Linked DNA regions of Homo sapiens: all the other regions are linked to region 3. The links are chromatin contacts, found by Hi-C or POLR2A ChIA-PET in ENCODE. All regions are on one chromosome and are shown on one strand. The core of a region is the stretch at or near the end of the contact, and the rest is flanking DNA. Distances in the headings are between cores, read along the strand shown. Region 1 overlaps PDSS2 (decaprenyl diphosphate synthase subunit 2). Region 2 holds the start of ARMC2 (armadillo repeat containing 2). Region 3 holds the start of SEC63 (SEC63 protein translocation regulator).

The links. A loop is a pair of places that touch in the nucleus more often than their neighbours do. ChIA-PET counts read pairs that join two places held with the same protein, here RNA polymerase II (POLR2A). Pooled maps may share reads with other maps.
Region 1: a loop to region 3 is called in a pooled map, with 4 times the contacts of the local background. The contact joins the enhancer-like site here to the promoter of SEC63 in region 3. A Hi-C loop is called at or near these places in 2 of 50 pooled maps. POLR2A ChIA-PET finds 5 or more read pairs at or near these places in 2 of 52 experiments (H1 and activated B cell).
Region 2: a loop to region 3 is called in a map of CD8-positive, alpha-beta T cell, with 24 times the contacts of the local background. The contact joins the promoter of ARMC2 here to the promoter of SEC63 in region 3. A Hi-C loop is called at or near these places in 2 of 168 maps with a recorded cell type or tissue (CD8-positive, alpha-beta T cell and naive thymus-derived CD4-positive, alpha-beta T cell) and 10 of 50 pooled maps. POLR2A ChIA-PET finds 5 or more read pairs at or near these places in 1 of 52 experiments (MCF 10A).

Annotation. Positions count from the first base shown.
Region 1 is chr6:107,328,965-107,331,664 of GRCh38, forward strand. The region is part of intron 2 of PDSS2 (decaprenyl diphosphate synthase subunit 2); the gene reads right to left. Among named protein-coding and RNA genes, the nearest start is that of PDSS2, 130 kb to the right of the region's middle. Within about 2 kb of position 1,352, at least 3 of the 41 ENCODE cell types and tissues checked have a DNase peak (open chromatin) inside an H3K27ac peak, as active enhancers do.
Region 2 is chr6:108,847,164-108,849,863 of GRCh38, forward strand. It overlaps ARMC2 (armadillo repeat containing 2), which reads left to right and starts at 1,259. Exons shown (of 18, transcript NM_032131.6): 1 at 1,259-1,383. RefSeq lists a silencer at 1,517-1,616.
Region 3 is chr6:107,956,792-107,959,491 of GRCh38, forward strand. It overlaps SEC63 (SEC63 protein translocation regulator), which reads right to left and starts at 1,417. Exons shown (of 21, transcript NM_007214.5): 1 at 1,095-1,417. The coding sequence starts at 1,218. RefSeq lists enhancers at 856-1,457, 2,060-2,660 and a silencer at 1,080-1,619.

The DNA of each region.
Region 1 (2,700 bases), core at 102-2,601, 630 kb before region 3:
TTTAACTGCTTGCTATGGGCAACAGCTCCAACCCCTCTCCATGTCTCTGCTTTCCCTCTCAGCTTTTGCCTAGACGACTTCACTAATTCCCTGGCTGACTCTCTATCTTGGACCTCACCTCTCAGGGTCACCTTCTAAGCGTCAGCTAATTATGTTCCATAGCACAGATACAGTAACATGACCCCTTTTGCTTAAACACCTTTTTGATAATAGCTAAGAATAAGAGCAAACACTTACAGAATGCTTACTATGCCATGCAGTATTCTACTCACTCGTTTAATTCTGAAAACCATTCTGTGAAGTACATACTGAGGTGCGGCTAGCAGGTGGTGCAGTCAGCTTCCAGATTCCAAGTCCACTCTGCTGCCTCTTGAACTCCCCACAATTTATCCAGGATATCGCCCTAATTCCTCAGGCCCTTCACAGTGTGACTTCAACCTTTCCTTTCCACCTCATCTTCATTCCCTGCTTCTCATATATGAGTTTCTAGGGCTGTGAGGCTGGCCTGTAGATGGCTGCCTTCAGTTCACAGGGCATTCTCCCTGTATATGCATATCTATGTCCAAATTTCCCCTTTTTATAAGGATGCCAGTTATATTGAGTTAGGGCCTATTCTAATGACCTCATTTTGACTTGATTAGCTCTGTAAAGATCCTTTCTCCTAATAAGGTCACATTGTGAGGTACTAGGGGTTAGGACTTCAACACATGAATTTTGGGAGGGTAAAATTCAATCCATAATACCTGCATACATAATGAAGCTAGTCTCTTTTCCATAAATTCATACAATCATGTAACAGTTATGTACTGAGTGCCTATTAATTACAATGTTGGTACTGTTCTGGGCCCTGCTAGGTACTTCTATACCCCACGTCTTTGTGAGGTATAGAAGCAGGGTGCAGTGGCGGGCGCCTGTAATCCCAGCTACTTGGGTAGCTCAGGCAGGAGAATTGCTTGAAACTGGGAGGCAGTGGCTTCAGTGAGCCGAGACTGCATCACTTCACTCCAGCCTAGGTGATAGAGCGAGACTCTGTCTCAAAAAAAAAAAAAAAAAGGAAAAAGGTAACATTTGCTGCTGTCAACAGATAAACCCTAAAATTTAAGTGGCTTAACAAATAGATTTTTCTTCTCATACATCTAGTCTGTATGGATGTTCCTGATGGGCAGGTGACTTTCCTTCAAGAGTGATTCAGGGACACAGGCAACTTTCATCTTGAATGGGTCACTTCCCAGATCATCTGCTTAAGGAGTATTACAGATGCAACATTTTTATGGCCAGGAAATAGTAAATATCACTTCTACTCCTACTCTATTGGCTAGATCTCAGTCACATGGCCAGCCACCTGCATGGGAAGCTGAGAAATGTAGTCTAGCCGGGTACTCAAGAAGAAAAGAAAGTGCGTTTGGCATACTTGCTTCAGTCTCTTCTACCAGTTAAGGTGCTGGGAAACTTCAGGAAATGAAAGTAGAGTGCAAATATGTTCAGTCTGTGGTCTGCTTTTAACTACTAGTTAGAAGAGAAGATTGAGTCAGTTCTTGATAAAACAACCGAGAAAGTGGAACCATCAGCCAAAATATTCACGTGAATTTCTGTAAACTTAATAATCATATCATGAGAAAAATCTATAGTTTTTAATATGCATTATATATTGTAATAAACTATCTTTTGTACACAAAATAAAACTATGCTATTACTAATAGAATGGGAAGTTGTAAACATTTTCTTGATTGTAGCTAGGGATAACTGTAAATTTAGTAATACTTGACTGGCTTTGCAACCAATTTTTTAAAAGTCAAGGTTAGTGGAATAAACCTAAAGTTCACAGTCTTGTTGGCAAAAGGCTATGGCGAATGTTTACAGTACATTTTTATAAATGTGGCTTTCTTGCCCGATTTTCAAAATGTAGTTATTACATTTTAGCCTAAATTCTGCCTCTCCTGGCTGTTATATGATTAGTTCACTAGACATCCACAGCACCAATTATATCCTTAGGCCAAACAAAAGAGATCACCTAACTCCCATTTGGTCCTTCAGGTAATTTACTCAGGTCCCGTTATCTGATATCAAAGTCAAGTTTTATGAGAGAAAAAATACCAACAAGGTAAATCCCAGTAGTTTGGAGGTGAATTAAAAAGCTCCCAAATTAGTACTTCCCTCAAATGTTAAATAATTCACTGTAGCATTATAGATACAAGACTCCAGCAAAAGTTACACTTGAACAATTAAGGAAGCAAGAGCTAAACAAATGACTTCAGGGGTAGAGAAACAAATTAATGGTTTCTCATAGCACTATACCAAATTACTTTTTCACATTAACAAGTGTGTAAAACACCCAAACACCCCCAATGACCTACTAGATGAAGTTTGATTATAGAAAATAGCCTGGGTTTACATGCCAGGATTATTCCCTAAATGTAACTGTGGATTCTATACACTTGAGTATAAAGCCCATTTATGTTATTTGGAAAGGTTTCATGTTCACAACGTACCCCTACTCTTTTCCAAAGTTCTTTTAGTCAAATTGCTTGGATTATAATGACCATCTGCCAACATGTTATGTGAAGGACCAAAAGCAATGAAATTGTTTCCTAGAGGCTAGACAAGAATTAGAAACACAAGGTTACATCACAGTGCACCATGTGCATACAGATTAATAGCTCCTGCTGAGTAGAAAGAGTATACACTTTGAGATAAAAATGG
Region 2 (2,700 bases), core at 9-2,508, 890 kb after region 3:
TCGGGGACAAGCCTAAGCCTAGTGCACCCCTTCAGGGAAGGCCAGCTAGAGACCTTAAGCCTGGGGCTGGAATGGGGGAGGAAGACTTTTTGAAGTTTGATGCATTTGTTTATATCTTGCACCCAACATTATAGTTTTGAAATGAAGCTGTGGTTGAGATTTAGTTACAACAAGACTGTCAGTTATCTAAGAATGAGCAGAAAAATCCAGGGCTGTTTCGGGTCCTAAAATTATCCAATCAACGAATAGGTATTTATTTTCTGTTATGTTTGAAATCCTCTTGAGTATTTTGAAGAATATTTACATTCCTTTAGTTCAGGTTAGTATAATTTCCCACCTGGCACGATGCCTTACACATAGTATGTGCTCAAAAATATTTTCAATTTAATTATTCTTTACAAGATGCTTAGCACCAAGGGAAGTGGCATTTTCCCAGTGTTGATGACAAATAGCACTTCAGCTGGAAAATCTCCATATTTATAAAACGTGGTGCAAACCTGAATGGAGAGTGCTTATGATCTCACTTTTATTTAACACTGTACAGTGTTGCTAAATGGTCTAACAGGAGAAAAGGGAATTTAAACTAGAAACACATAAATGGAGTGCTTTTTGCCGTTCAACTGTGATGATGCACGAACAAAAAACGATTGGCCACGGGAGACCTAGACTGGAATCTCCTTCTCCTGCTCACTACACCTCAGGCCCCCAGTTCCTCTCCTGTGGATGGGGACGCCAGGCTGCCTACCTCAGACTCAGAAGGTACGATTACGTGCATACACTCTGCGAACTGAAGGGCTGTACAAATGCAAGGGCTTAATAACAGCCAACAGTTTAATATTCGTTGATTGCCACGTGCATAGCGCTTTACATCTATTTTCTCATGCAGTCTTCATAACAGCCCAAGACCTACCTAGGTACTATTATTAATATTTCCTGCCACTTGACATCGGAGGAAACAGAAGCTCAGCAAGTGGCTCCAGGTTATACAGAGCCCTAACCTGAGCCAGTAAATCCTTCTTACCCACAAGCATTAAGCTTCCGTCCTGCCTGCTGTTATTTAACAGAGGTGCTGGGATCCGGCAGGGGAGCAACAAATGTGGTTCGGCAAATTGCTAAACGAAAAGCGGACACCCGCCCACGACGCCTGCTCTGATCTGACCTCCCGGCCTACAGCCCTCTCCAGGCTCCTCCCACCCGCTCCGGCCGTCGCCACGCCTCGGAGCTTCTACGCATGCGTTGGCGGGACCCGCGCAGGCCCAGTGGCCGAGCGGCGTCGTGGGGTTACCCCGCCCGCGCCAGCGCTGCATCCCTGGCCGCTACCCGGGGAGAGCCGGAGGATGAATTGAACCTCGCAGCCGCTGCTATCTCCAGTGCTCATCACAGGTGCTTTGGGTCAGGTCGGAAGCCTCCTTCCCTGAGCCCTCGCCAAGCTCATTCCCCGGCCCGCCTCTCCCGCCCTGCAGCGGCCTGGCCCTGCGGTCTGGCTGCCGGGGCGGCGGCGGGAGGTAGTTTGTGTACGGTTACCATGGAGACGCTGGCTGCGGGGCGAAGTGGGAGGGTGGCCGGGCGGGGTGAGGATGCTGCTGCGCCCTGCCCTGGCCGGGACCGTGGAGGAGCGGGCACTGCCGTGGGTGGGGGAGCCGCTGTCCGAGCGGGAGGTGAGGTGTCCCCAGCGGCTCCCCAGGGACCCTTCCTGCCGTCGTCCGCCTGTGTGTCCTCGGATGGGGTAGAGAGACGATGAGTGCCCTGTGCATGCTGTCAGGGGTCCGGAGCGGTTGTCTTTTATTTATGTACTGTCGCACTTAGCCAAGTGCGTGGTGCTTAATAAGAAGCCCAGTAATATTTGTTGAATGAGAGTGGTAGACTAAGGGGCTTTGTCTAGGCAGGCGGTGACCGGGCCAGAGTCATACAGTTTATATCTGGGCACTTCCAGGCAACAGGGCCTCAATAAATAAAAACGTATGTGTAACAATATTTAACATACTTTAAAATCATGGAGTGTATACATAATGCCTTTTGTGATCCATTCCCACAAGTAACACAACAGATCTTACGTCCCACCCTGATTTATAATAATTATACTTTAATTTGGTTGAAAAGCAAGCACCATTTATTATATTTATCCTGGTTTCTTAATCTATGGGATTCTGGTTGTTGATGTTGATTTGGCATAGCTGATATTCAATAAAATGCTTAATAAAAATTATCTGTTTTCATAAAGGCAAGTACCACCACCCACCTTTTAAAAGGAGAAGTACGTAATGTAAATGACGAGTTGATGGGTGCAGCAAACCAACATGGCACATGTATACCTATGTATCAAACCTGTACATTGTGCACATGTACCCTAGAACTTAAAGTATAATAATAAAAAAAAACTTATGTATAGAAACACTGAACAAACGTCATTCTCTCTTTTGCAATTTCTTTTTTTAAATGTAGTTTTTCATTCGTGGAAATGATTTTGCTGTATCCTTTTATCATGTAGCACTTGGGCAATAATTGTTAACATCTTTAAGGGCCATATTTTAAAATGTTAACATTTTTAAAGCACTGTGCTAACGCACTTTACATGTATTATATCATTTAATTCTTCAAACAATCCTATGGGGCAATTATTATTACTATCCACCTTTTATAGATGAGGAAACTGATGCTTAGAGATATTAGAGGCATTGCCTAAGGTCACATGGCTGTGAA
Region 3 (2,700 bases), core at 167-2,666:
GCTGATTCAAGGCTTCACTGTTAACAACTTCTCCAAGTAGAGTATATAACCTGGACAACCTAGACCTCCAGCACACCCAATTGAAGAGAAGATATTTAAGCAAGTTAGCACAGCTCTTGTGCAATAGAAAGCTTTCCCTAAGTTGTTAATACTCAAAACCCACTCCTTACTGTTAACACTACCATAAATAACCCATTAGGCCCTCGCAGTTACATCAGCTTTAAGAATACCATCTGCCATATGTCCTAGTAGAGTGCAACAAATGGATGCAAACATTACCCAAACATCAAGTGAAATATGAAAAGAATCTGTTATTCTGTGCTTTAATTCGATGTTGTTTAATGTGAAAAGACTTAGAACCAAAAGTAAATCGACCCACTACCTCAAAATTCCCTACAAGATTAATTAAACGAGACTTAATCCTTCATACTTGCACTTTTTCCGTCACAAACAGGAAACTCCGAAGAAAAGGAAATAGAAAAAAGCCTATTTTTGCTAAGAGGAATAACGGCATTGCTTCCAACCCCCACAGTGAGTGAACAAATGAAAAAGCAACGGGAGGAAGTGACGGGGGTAGGCGGTGGAAAGCTCAATTGGAGTCCTAAGCATGCCACCCGGCTCAGAGATGCCCTAAAACATCTGTTAAGAGCAGCTGCAACAGGGAAACCGGAGTCGGGGGATGAGGGCCGCGAACTGGACGGACTGAGAGTTGTGCCCGCACGTTCAGTCTCTTCTTGGCCAACTCTTTGCTCACCTCCCAAGTCCCCATCCCGCTTCCTCCATAAAGAAAAATCCCCAATAAAAGCAAAGGCAGAGAAGACAAAGAGGCAGGAGGAGGCTGCAAGGAGCGTCCACAACAATGGAGAAGATGGAGCGAGCGAAACTCCTGAGGACAATGAAGGGAGGTGGAGAAGCGCCGAGGGAAACGCTGCTGACCCGGGCCCCGCCAGTGGCGGACGCTGGACACAGGCCGGGCCGCACCGTCCCTGTCATCCCGGACGCCGCGGGCTGGGGCCGGGCAAGCGGGCGCCGCAGGGCCTGGGGGCGCTGGCGGGGCCTGCGCGGGTTCGCGGGCAAAGGCCGGCGGGACTCACCGGCATTCTGATCTCGGGGCCAGAGGTAGTATGTCGCCGGGATCACGATGAGCCCCACGAAGGAGGTGAGGAAGTAGAAGAAGGTGTTCCCACTGTCATCGTACTGGAACTGCTGCCCGGCCATGGCACCCCCTCCTCCGCCTCGCTCTTCTCACCGCCGCCGCCACGACCACGCTCTGCACTCCCGCTCCCAACGCCCCGGCCCGAGTGGCGTAGCTTGGACACTGCCGCCGCCGCCTCTCCTCCCCGCCCCCACGCCACTCTCACGGACACGCCGCCGCCACCTCTGCCGCTGCCGCCGCCGTCGCCAGCTCTCGCGAGAGGAGATAGTTCCCGCCCCGCTCAGTTTTCCCTCCCCCTGCGTGTCCCCAGCGAGCTCGCTAAGGGAGACGTGGCGAGCGCAACGGTGGAACTCGGCGAGGTCTCGCCCTTAGCCCCGCCCTAACGTCAAAGCCCTCCCCCAACCCCTCCCCTAGGGTCCCGCCCCTAACCGCTCCGCCTTCCTCCACCGCTCAGTTTCCCAGCGCACCACGCCGGATTCCGGGCGTCGGCGTACAGGATCCCAGAGAAGGCTTCCCGCCGGAGCAGCGGTCGCGGGCGGTTCACCTGGCTGCGCAGGGGTCCCAGATATTCAGAGAAGAGCTGAGGCTCAGCCTGTCCTGCCCTCTGGATTAATTGCCCTGGTTGATCACGTTTCCTTGGGTTCTGGATCTGCTCCTCCAGCCCCCATATTTTGGAAACAAGTGTCATTTAGAATAGGGGGTGGGAGGCCGGGCACAGTGGCTCACGCCTGTAATCCCAGCACTTTGAGAGGCCGAGGCGGACGGATCATGAGATCAGGAGTTCGAGACCAGCCTGACCAACATGGTGAAACCCACTCTCTACTAAAAATACAAAAATTAGCCGGACGTGGTGGCGCGCGCCTCCATCTCAAAAAAAAAAAAAATTGGGGGATGGGGAGGTGTGGGTTGCGGGAGGTGTGGGTTGCAGTTGTGTTTTCAAAGCAATGTTTACTATCTGGCCGGGCGCAGTGGCTCATGCCTGTAATCCCAGTACTTTGGGAGACCGGGTGGATCATGAGGTCAGGAGTTCCAGACCAGCCTAACCAACATGGTGAAACCGCGTCTCTACTAAAAATACAAAAACTAGCCGGCTGTGGTGGCACGCGCCTGTAATCCCAGCTACTCAGGAGGCTGAGGCAGGAGAATCGCTTGAACCCGGGAGGCGGAGGTTGCAGTGAGACCGGATCGCTCTCCACTGGGCGACAGATTTGAATCTACGCTGTGCCCATCTTGCAGATGAAGATTTCCCCAAGCCGTTACAGATGGTTCCCTACCCATTCCAGAGCTGCTAATTATAACCACCAGCTTCAGGCGGTAGGCTGAGACCTTTATTGTTTTGTGTCATTTAGTCATCAGTAAACCCCATGGAATAAAGCAAAGTATGTCTGCTCTACAAATGAGAAAATTGAGGCCCAGAGAGACTGCCCAAGGTCCCTCACAGTAAAAGAATGTCTGAGGATTCAAACCCATATCATTTTGATGCCACAAAGCCAGTGTGCCCTTGACCCTCCATCGCCCAGGACCTTAAAATTTCCTGACAGTGA